Regions from separate parts of the Mus musculus genome. Here region 2 is linked to region 1. The links are chromatin loops, found by intact Hi-C in ENCODE. Cell type or tissue: gastrocnemius. All regions are shown on one strand. Links, peaks and the distances in the headings refer to the core of each region. The heading gives the core; the rest is flanking DNA.

Evidence for each region. Hi-C counts contacts between places; a loop is a spot of excess contacts. Peaks named below come from ENCODE experiments on the same cell type or tissue, not always from the same donor. Only the 100,000 strongest peaks of a DNase experiment are listed, where the experiment ranks them.
Region 2: it touches region 1 in a loop (5-fold over the local background); 40 of 42 quality-filtered maps call a loop at or near these places.

What each region holds. Positions count from the first base shown.
Region 1 is chr19:46,737,687-46,743,057 of GRCm38, reverse strand. As3mt (arsenite methyltransferase) reads right to left here. Exons shown (of 11, transcript NM_020577.3): 11 at 1,963-2,597. The coding sequence ends at 2,490. Among named protein-coding and RNA genes, the nearest start is that of Cnnm2, 21 kb to the left of the region's middle. In gastrocnemius, for the core only: a CTCF peak has its summit at 2,262 (motif pointing right); a DNase peak (open chromatin) is centred at 2,262.
Region 2 is chr19:46,668,846-46,674,162 of GRCm38, reverse strand. It overlaps Cyp17a1 (cytochrome P450, family 17, subfamily a, polypeptide 1), which reads left to right and starts at 1,163. Exons shown (of 8, transcript NM_007809.3): 1 at 1,163-1,616; 2 at 3,071-3,206; 3 at 3,396-3,625; 4 at 4,355-4,441; 5 at 4,802-5,017. The coding sequence starts at 1,320. All of the region lies in intron 1 of Gm41857 (predicted gene, 41857), which reads right to left. It also overlaps the pseudogene Gm6967. RefSeq lists a cis regulatory region at 923-1,022 and a promoter at 246-1,295. In gastrocnemius, for the core only: a CTCF peak has its summit at 3,313 (motif pointing left); a DNase peak (open chromatin) is centred at 3,285.

The sequences.
Region 1 (5,371 bases), core at 300-5,299:
CAACAAAAAAGGGACAAAACAAGCAAAACAAAACCCAAAGAACAGAAAAAGAATGTGAACTTCCATCGTGGTTTCTCCACGAAGCACTAAGCATTCTGAATTACCGGAGAGGCTGGGGAGGAAGATGGCTCAGTGTGTAAAGCACTTGCTGAGGTTCTGAGTTCGAGTCTCCAACTTGAACTCACGTTATAAGCTGGGCACAGCCTCACAAGTTTCGACAGTCCCAGCACTGGTGGGTGGAAACCTGTAGCTGCTGGCCAGCCATCCTAGTCAAAACAGCCAGCTTTAGGCTCAGCGAGAGACACTGTCACAAGGGGATAAAGCAGAGAGCAGCAGAGGACATTCTCCTCCTCCCCCCTTGGCTTCTACAAGAACCCAAAGGCCAGCCTGGTCGACAAAGTGAGCTCCAGGACAGCCAGGGCTACACAGAGGAAACCCTGTCTCAAAAACCAAAAAAAAAAAAAAACCCAAGTGTGTTGCATATGCATACGAACATACATACATACTTACATACATACATACTTACATACATACATACATGAGAGTGCTTGCTGCACTTGCGAAGGATCTGAGTTTGGGTCTAGGTACCCACATCACATGGCTCACAACCACAGGAGCAGATGTCACTTTAGACATCCCTAGCCTGCAACATACGTGTTCATTTACGTGAAAAAGAAAGAAGTGACCGACAAGTCTAGTCAACAGAATGGCTGGGTCACCTTTCCTCTTTATTGCATCCCTCTGAAAGGGCCATCCTGCGCTCAGGGAGTCTGCAGTGTGCTCGACCTCGCCAGTCTCACACTGCAGTCAATTGTAGCTGGGCACATAAGGGACTTTAGAGCCAGCAGCCTGAGTTGAATCAGGGTTCCTGAGACAAAGAGGGCGGGACAAAACTGTCTGTCAAAGTCAGTATGAGGGCACTCAGAATTCTGGAATGTCCCATTGGGAACATATCTCTTTTGAAAAAGATGAATCTGCCCTTAGAACTCACCCCAGTGTTCTATGGGCCTAAGCATCCTCAGACTCCCTAATTAAACACCTCTGAGGCCATGCTAACCTCACCTCTTCCTCTAGTGCCCAAATTCTCCTTTGCTGGGATCTCAGAATGACCAAGATTTTCTCACCAAAGCTTCTGTTGTTGAAGGCTGTTCCTTGCTCGTTTTTGAGGCCAGGTCTCACATACCCCAGGCTGGCTCACACTCTCTGTGGAGCTGGGGAGGGAGGACCTGTGCTTCTGGTCCTCCCAGCTCTACCTCCGAGTGCTGGGGCCTTAGGTTGTGCTGCCTCTCCTGGTTTCGCCTGGTACTGGAGAGCAAACGCAGAGCTTCCTGCCTAGACTACCAGGCAAGTATTCTACCAGCTGGACTGTGCCCTGGCCCCAGGGTTTACGTCTGATTTATCAGATCCTGATAAGGACCTGTGTCCCGTCATTGATTCTTCCTTTAATCCTCATAACTTCTTTAATATGGGCCCTAGAAGCAAACCCAGCATTTCCCTAAAGGTTTAATGAGAGCACCTTACAAGGGGAGAGAAATCCTGTTTGGATCTCTTAGCTTTCCTTTTTTCAAAAACATCACTTAAGACAGATGACGGGGGGGGGGGGGGGGGCTGGAGAGATGACTCAGCAGTTAAGAGAACTGACTGCTCTTCAAGAGGTCCTGTGTTCAAATCCCTGTGTTATTGTGTTATGACCCATGGGATCTGATTCCCTCTTCTGGTGTGTGTGAAAACAGAATATATATATATATATATATATATATTTTTTTTTTTTTTTTTTTTGGTTTTTTGAGACAGGGTTTCTCTGTATAGCCCTGGCTGTCCTGGAACTCACTCTGTAGATCAGGCTGGCCTCGAACTCAAAGATCCGCCTGCCTCTGCCTCCCAAGTGCTGGGATTAAAGGCGTGTGCCACCATGCCCGGCATAAAATATTTTTAAAAAGACAAACTACAGACATCCATTGTGGTATCAATTATCAAGGTGAACTGAAGTCAAATTTATTTTTTATTTGTTTTCTTTTTCATTCAGTTACAGAGAAAAAAATTGCAGACAGCAACCTAAAGAATACTCCTAGCAAATTTGAGTTGACAATCTTTTGTCATGGTTAGCATAAATTTAGTAAGTACTGTGCTTCCTGGTAACCACAGAGAAGAACCCAGAGGTGTCCTGTGGTAGGCCAGAAGGAAGATAATTCTCACAACGTTGATGATGCCTTTGGCCCTTTGAGTAAACCTTGGGCTTCCAAGTTCTACTTCTGACCACTAGGTGGCACCAGAACTCTGAGATAGAGAAATAGAAAAGCAGGCGATTTGCTGTGAACCTTCAATTAACATCCTCTAAAAGTCACTCTTATTCTTAGCAGTGGTCTAGCTTGTGGTGGCTTTGCCACCTTCACATAATCTGTGCACTGGCGAAGAGCAGGCTAAGAAGCCTCTGTGACTGTCCTTTAGCCACCCTCTTGAGCCCGGTGGGCTCCGCGCTGGCTGTAGATCTAGCAGTTTTTCCTCTTGCCACAGCAGCCTCCCGTGCCTTCAGGTGCATGTCTGGGCTTCATCTTGTCAGAGTCCTCTGCAAGCTTGAATGGATCTCTGATTAGAACCTGTCAAAAGACAAAGCAGAATGAGCATACAGAGGGGCACTGAAGCACCCCAACATTGATATTTCTGTTTGATGTGGGCTGATTTATCAAGGAAAGAGAAAATGTTAACCCTGTCCACCCTTGGAGGAGCACTGCCATCCTTTTGGGAGCACTGTCACCCTTGGAGGAGCACTGCCACCCTTTTGGGAGCACTGTCACCCTTGGAGGAGCACTGCCACCCTTGCGGGAGCACTGCCACTCTAGAATACAAATAACCTTTTAAGATAAGCCTTGTGGTACATAAATCTGTCCCCTACCTCAGCAATGTAGAAGTGGAGGCAGAAGGATCTGGACTTAAGATCATCTTTGATTGAATAGTGAGTTGGAGGCCAGCCTGGGCTACAAGTTAAGGAACAAAAGATGACTCTATGTTCTGGAAGCTCTAATTAGATTATCAGTCACTCTTCCAGGGTAACCTTTACTTTGTTCAAGAAAGGGAGGATTAATTTTTGGGTTTGTTGTTGTTGTTTTTGTTTCTTTTGAGACAGAGTTCCATGTAGCCCAGGCTGGCTTCCAACTCACAATGATACTAAGAGAATGTTGAGGGTATATACACATACACACACACACCCCACACACCCCAATTCATGCTGTGCTGGGGACTGAACCCAGGCTCTGTGCACGCAGACGAGAACTTTACCAGCTGAACTAGAACTCCACCCCAAAAGCGACTTTTATTGTTGTTCTGAGATTGTCTTACACTGAAACCTAGGTCGGCCTGGAACTCTTGGTGATCCTCCTGCCTCAGTTTCTTAAGTGCTGAAGCTACCATAGCCTGCTTAAAAGTAGTCTCTGCTGGGCCAGGGAAGCTGATTTCCCCCAATTGATTCCATGAGATTCCATGAGATGAGATCCTCATGAGCAAGCGCCTTTTACCCTTGGAACGGAAATCCTGAAATGCTATCTATGCCCTGTCCTCCAGAACTCTGTGCACGAGGCAGGAATGCTAAGTCTGCTGATGTCCAGATTAGAGATGGCCATCTCCAGTCACCCTGACCGTGGAGTGCAGAGTGCATTCGCTCAGGGGGGACAGCCGTCTTCACTTCTCCTTTTTTTTTTTTTTCCCCCAGAGCTGAGGACCAAACCCAGGGCCTTGCGCTTGCTAGGCAAGCGCTCTACCACTGAGCTAAATCCCCAACCCCACTTCTCCTCCTTTTATCTCAAATGAGCTGCCTCTTACAGTGGCCCCGGTGGACCAAGGGCCCACTGGGGCCAACGACAGGAAACCCAGGGCATGAACAAGGCACCTGAGGGTGAGGTACTCTGTGAAATTTGCATCCTGCTATCACTGATGGGCATTCCAAGAGGAGCCGGTAAGGCCACTATATTCAGGAGACTGATAGCCTTGTTTCAATGGTGGCCATGTTCTCACTGGCCCTCAGTTCCTTTCTTCTTTGTTAGAAATTTATTTATTTTTATTTTACGTGTACGGGTGTTTTTCTTGTTTGTGGCACCTGGGTGCTACACGTGTGCAGTGCCTGTGGGGACCAGAGGAGGAGGCTGAACCCCCAGAACTGGACTTACAGATGGCTGTAAGCAGCCATGCGGGGGGCTGGGAACCAAATCTGGGTCTTCTGCAAGAGAAGCAAGTGCTCTTAACCACCGAGACATCTGTCCAGCCCATTTCCTCCTTCCTGATGTCAGAAGGTCACCCTGGACCTGGACTCGGGGTCAAGCAGAGGAGAGCCTGTGTTCCATGCCGACGCTGTTGCTCTAGGAGATGGCTCAGAGGGTACTCACTGCACAAGCATGAGAGCCTGAGTTCAGCTATCAGCATCTACATCAAAAGCCAGACAGATGGTTGCACATGCCTGTGACTGCAACACTGGGGACGGTAGGGACAGGAGAATCCCTGGAGCTCACCGGTCATCCAGCCTGGCTGACACCGTGAGCTGCAAGTTCAGTGACCCTGAATAAATAAATAAATAAATAAATAAATAAATAAATAAATAAGGTTGAAGCTGTAGAGATAGCTCAGTGGTTAAGAGCACTGGCTGCTCTTCCAGAGGACTGGAGTTCAATTCCCAGCACCCACATGGCAGCTCACAACTGTCTGTAACTCCAAGACCTGACACCCTCACGCAGACCATTCAGGCAAAACACCAACACACATAAAATAAAAATTGAAAAGAAATAGGATGGAGAGTGATAGAAGTAGACACCATTTACCTGTCGTCTCTGTGTGCGCACACACAGGTGTGTGCACCTACCTGCGTGTGCACATACACACATGCGCACACATACACACTCACGCATGCCAAATGTGCGTTTCTAGCTCTGAAGGATGAGCATGAAGTGGAAGAGGAAGGAGCTGGAAGAAGCATCCTTTGCAGGGGTGCAGCGTGCTGCTTAACGCACCCACTCCTGAAGGAGCTGTGAGGTCTAATTCACTGTCTAGCCATGTGGCTTGGGATGAGGGCACCCATCTCCCTGCACCTCAGCTTCTTCGCCTATAGGCCTGAGTATCACAAAGGTCACTGTGAGGACCACACAGCACCTTGAACAAGTGACTGCCCCATAAAACTCAACACCTCTAAATTATTCCACCTTTCACTCAGGTCATTGCCACCATTACTATTGGTTGCAGCAAGACATCCCTGCATGCCCCATTTGCATCACTTCTGATAAGGCCATGTTTTAGCAATGTAACTTGCTGACCGACTTGATTTGATACAGAGTCTTCTGTACTCCAGGCTGGCCTTGAACATGTAGCTGAGAATGGCCTTGGACTCCTG
Region 2 (5,317 bases), core at 318-5,317, 69 kb after region 1:
CAGACCCCCATAATAACAGGAGGGGCCTAGGGAGCCCTCCCTACCCTCTTGAATACCATCAATAAAATTCGCTGCACAATACATATATATATATATATATATATATATATATATATATATATACGCCTAAAATGTAAACTTTTGCTGTTGATCTTGAGTGGGCCATAGTGTTTTATAGCCCAGGGTGACTTCAGACTTCCTATGAAACTGAGGCTGGCCCAACCCTCCTGTGTCTGCTGGGATTACAGCTGAGTATTGGCATTGCCGTCCCTAAAATGTACCTTTAAAAATGATTAAAGAGGCAGAGAGATGGCTCAAATGTAATAAATTTTTAAAATGACAATTAAAATGTTACTCTGTAATTTTTGTGTTTAAGATACTAGTTAGATATTTTATATGATTTTTAACTAGTGTTTTATTATTTTATAGGCATGAGTGTTTTACCTGCATGTATGTATGCAGACCGTGTGTGTTGGGGGTGCTTTCAGGGGCCAGAAGGTGCTTTCCTGGAACCAGAGGTACAGAAAGTTGTGAGCTACCATGTCAGTGCTGGGAATCTAACCTGGGTCTTCTGGAAGAGCAACGAGGCATCTTGACTGCTGAGCCATCTCTCCAGCTCTTAGTTAAAGTATTTTAAATGATGCATTTTACGTTTTATACATAGTAACATGACAAAATCATTTATTTCCAGAAAATATTAAATAGCCCATTCAAGAGAATGTACCTAGAAAGTAACCAAGCTATTTGAACAGAGACCTGCAATGGCCCTTGAGCTGATGTTCTGTGTACCTGAAAGCCTATGACTTCTGGATTCTTATCATCACTGCCTTGTGTGACCTTATGCAAACTAACCCTAAAAGACCTCTCTCTCCTCAACTATCAGATAATAAGACTGAAGTCTCTTTGACAGCTTTGGCTAGCTGCAACCTGATGACATTAATTATTAACTGTGCAGCACTTTTGACATTACAGCACGCACTCTGAAACCTTGATCTTAATCTGATAGCATTTGCCTCTGGGAGGATCCATAGCGCAGAAGCCCCAGGGAGATGACCAACTCTCTGCTCTTTAGCCAGCTCCTCCTCCAGGAGTTCGTCCTTAATCTGAGCCAGCCCTTGTGGAGGCCAAATTCCCTCTCCTCTCCCTTTTCTGGGTGAGGACTCAGGCTTGGAGACACTCCAGGATAAACTTCTGCAGGCCAAGAGATAACACGTCTTCAAGGTGACAATCAGAAACGCCTTTTAAAAGTTCTCCTTCTCTGCTGAAATTGCTGTAGCTTCTCCACTCCACAGCTGGCCATCTGCCTACACCTGGCTGCCATGTGGGAACTTGTGGGTCTCTTGCTGCTCATCCTGGCCTATTTCTTTTGGCCCAAGTCAAAGACACCTAATGCCAAGTTCCCCAGGAGCCTTCCATTCCTGCCCCTGGTGGGTAGTCTACCGTTTCTCCCCAGACGTGGTCATATGCATGCCAACTTCTTCAAGCTGCAGGAAAAGTATGGTCCCATCTATTCTCTTCGCCTGGGTACCACAACTGCAGTGATTGTCGGTCACTATCAGCTGGCCAGAGAAGTGCTCGTGAAGAAGGGGAAAGAATTCTCTGGTCGGCCCCAGATGGTAAGCAGTGCCAACCCTCCTCTTCCTCGGTCCCTGGGGTTGTACAGTTCTTATTTCTTTCAAAATCAGACTTGTGGGACTGCTCCCTCAAGACCCTACCGAACCTCTAAACTGGGAAGGAGGAATTAACGGGAAAACCCTTGAATGGCTTGTCTAGCAAGATGGTGCAGGGACCTGCAGAGCTGAGAAGCCTGTATGCCACTCACCTTCCCCTCTATGATACGATAATCATTCTAGAATATCCAGGCAAAGCCTTTAGCCCAGACCCAGAGCTAAAGTTCTCTATAAGTGTGACATTGTTGGGAAATAGGGCAGTGATTGCATCCTCCACCAGAAGATGCTTGGAGAAGCGGCTGGCATCATGGAGGGCTAGGACTGCAGTTTCTCTTATATGGCTTTGGCTCACAGATAGCTGGGGGAATATTACAGGGGGAGAGGGGACAAGGGACAGGGACATACAGTAGTATCTTGGGGCATCTGTTCTCATTTGTGCTGACTGTTGAGTAGCCATCCTACAAACACCACCTGTGCTCCCATGACCCTGTTGCAAGTGTTCCCCTGGGTACCCCGATAGAGGACGACCAGCCTCAGCTTTTAACAGGCCAAAACAAATTCCTTTTCCATGCGCTGGTCAGCCAGCGTGGCTGCCCAACTGCCAGGCTCTCTCAGGTTTGGGTTCCTCTCAGAAGCAAAGGAATAAACTGGGCCAGGTGACGGCAGCACACGCCTTTAAGGCTAGCACTTGGGAGGCAGAGGCAGAGGCAGGTAAATCTCTGGGTTTGAGGGCAGCCTGGTCTTGCCAATGCTATACGGGGAGAAGGAAGGAAGGAAGGAAGGAAGGAAGGAAGGAAGGAAGGAAGGGAATAAAACCATCACCACCACCCTGTGAATAAGAGACTAGCCTGGTGGGTTTTGGGGAGAGTCGGGGATGGAGAATGAAGACTTAGACCCTTGTGTTTTGTAGATGGCATCTTTTAGAGATGATAGCTCAAGCTTAAGTCCAACCTGGGAGGATCAAACATCTGCTGTCTCCAAATGAGGATCTGAGGCTGGGTGCACAGGCCAGCAAGTATGGCTTTAGCAGCCTGGTGGTTGGGGACAAAAATAGAGCTGTCTTGGAAGTCTCTCAGTCTCCTCGTCCCTAGGACAGACTCACCTAGCTCATCCCACCCATAGCTGACTCTCCAGGTCAAAAATTGAACTAGAGAGTCCCAGAGGGCACCCTACTAATGACCTGAACCCCAGGGCTCTTGCATTCAAATCCAGGGTTCTTTCTGTCTCCTCGCTCTACTGCCTTTCATGGAACTTTAGTGAGGACTTTGGGGCGTCCTACTAAGTAAGAGAGGCATAGGGATCTCACAGCACTCATCAGGACTGCAGATAGATAGATGGAGAAGCCTGAGAGTTCCGGGAGTTTGCCTGATAATGCCTACAGCCTTGCCTGCTCTCCAAAGGTGACTCTAGGCCTCTTGTCGGACCAAGGAAAAGGCGTCGCCTTTGCGGATAGTAGTAGCTCCTGGCAGCTGCACCGGAAGCTGGTATTCAGCACCTTTTCCCTGTTCAGGGATGACCAGAAACTGGAGAAGATGAGTGAGTGAAAGGCTAACCCTTAGGGCTAGGGGGCTGGGGAAGGATGCTGGGCGGCTGGGTGCAGCCATTTCTTAGCGGCTGCTGCCATCAAGTGGCCATCAGCTCTCTATGCCTATCCCTGGATAAGACCTTGGCCAGAGGCGACAGCGTTGACTGATCCCTCCTCTTCACTTTCCTCCCTCTTGTCAGTATGTCAGGAAGCCAACTCACTGTGTGACTTGATACTTACATACGACGGGGAGTCCCGAGATCTGTCTACGCTCATCTTCAAGTCAGTAATCAATATCATCTGTACCATCTGCTTCAACATCTCTTTTGAGAACAAGGATCCGATACTGACTACCATACAGACCTTTACAGAGGGTATTGTGGATGTCCTGGGCCACAGCGATCTGGTGGACATATTCCCGTGGTTGAAGGTGAGAAGGAGATCCCACTGCGACAGTGTCCCCAGTACTTTCAGTTTCCATGACCATCTTTCTCTTCCAACTCTTCCCACAGTCATCTGCTCTGCCTCATACAACCCCAGACACTTGGTCGGCATTTTTATCCTCCAGGCCGACTCTCATATAGCTCACACTGGCCTCGAACAACCTAAGCAGCTGAGAATGACTCTGAAATTTTGATCCTCCTGCCTCCAAGTCCCAAGTACTAGGACTACAAACATGTACTATAGTACTTTGCTGTGTCTCTCTTTTTTTTATGTCCTGTATCTTCCTACTCAGGGCTATTATTCTCTAGTTGCCATTTGTCAGCAGTGAGCACCTGGTAAGTGTTAGTCACTGGAAGCTTCCCCCAGGAGGTATACCCAGTTATCCTCAGTGCTGAGGAGAGACAGACACAGGCTTAACCTATTTGAGGAACATGCCCAAGTCCTTAGTCTCAAGTCTGACTTATGATAAGGGAGAGCACAACACTGTCAGGGCTTGGTGATGGATTGAATTGAGAACATGAGGACTCTACCCTGTACTCCACTGTTTAAAGTTGTCCTTCCTGTCTCTGGTAACCACATTCCGCTATCTTCTTGCCTTTCTTGATAAAGGTCCAGACTGGCGTGGAGACTTTCTTAAACCGAAAGCTAAAGTCTGCCTCTCGCCAAGGATTTTCCTAATTGCGTGGATGGATTTGACATTTCCTTCTCTTTCCAGATTTTTCCCAATAAAAACTTGGAAATGATAAAGGAACACACTAAAATTCGAGAAAAAACACTGGTTGAAATGTTTGAAAAATGCAAGGTAAGTGATCAAGAAGAGGCGACTGTGAGGCTGGAGGTATCTTGAGAGCAAGGCTGTGATGCATTTTGGACACTGTGAGATTCCCCAGAGCCTAGCAGGGGGGCTGGCACATAATGGGTTAACTGCTAGAAACTGACCTATTAATAAATGGGAGGGGGGAGTGAGTAACTGAAACAGTTCTTAGAGGGACATAGAGGGAGGCACAGGGCTATTCCCTACCTCTACCACCTCACAGGTCCTGCCCAGTCCCTCTCCACTCTCACACACCTTGCTGTGTCTCTGGTATAGGGTGGAGTGTGGCAGGGATGTTGGAAGTGAGGCTCCCTCCTCATCCTCTTCTCTCACTGTCTCTCACCCCAGGAGAAATTCAATAGTGAATCTCTCTCCAGCCTGACAGACATTCTGATACAAGCCAAGATGAATGCAGAAAATAATAACACTGGGGAAGGCCAGGACCCAAGTGTGTTCTCAGATAAGCATATCCTTGTCACGGTGGGAGACATCTTTGGGGCAGGCATAGAGACAACTAGCTCTGTGCTGAACTGGATCCTGGCTTTCCTGGTGCACAATCCTGAGGTGAGTGTCTCCCCAACTCTTGTCTTCCTATAGAATCCAACCAGCCAACCATTATGGGGGGCAGGCAATGCCTGGAGCCTTCTGTACAGATAACTATAGCCCCACTCTGCCTCTCACACAAGCAGAGGCTGACTCTGGCTCTGGGTTAAAGTTTTCCTGTCTTCTAGAAACCAGGCCTAGGCTACAGAGCCATCACTGGATAGAATCATTCAGGCTGTTCTGGGTATGACCACTGGTCTCTGCTATGCCCATGTCTCTCTTAGACTTGAACAAGCTGGTCATATGGCCTTGTTCTGGCCC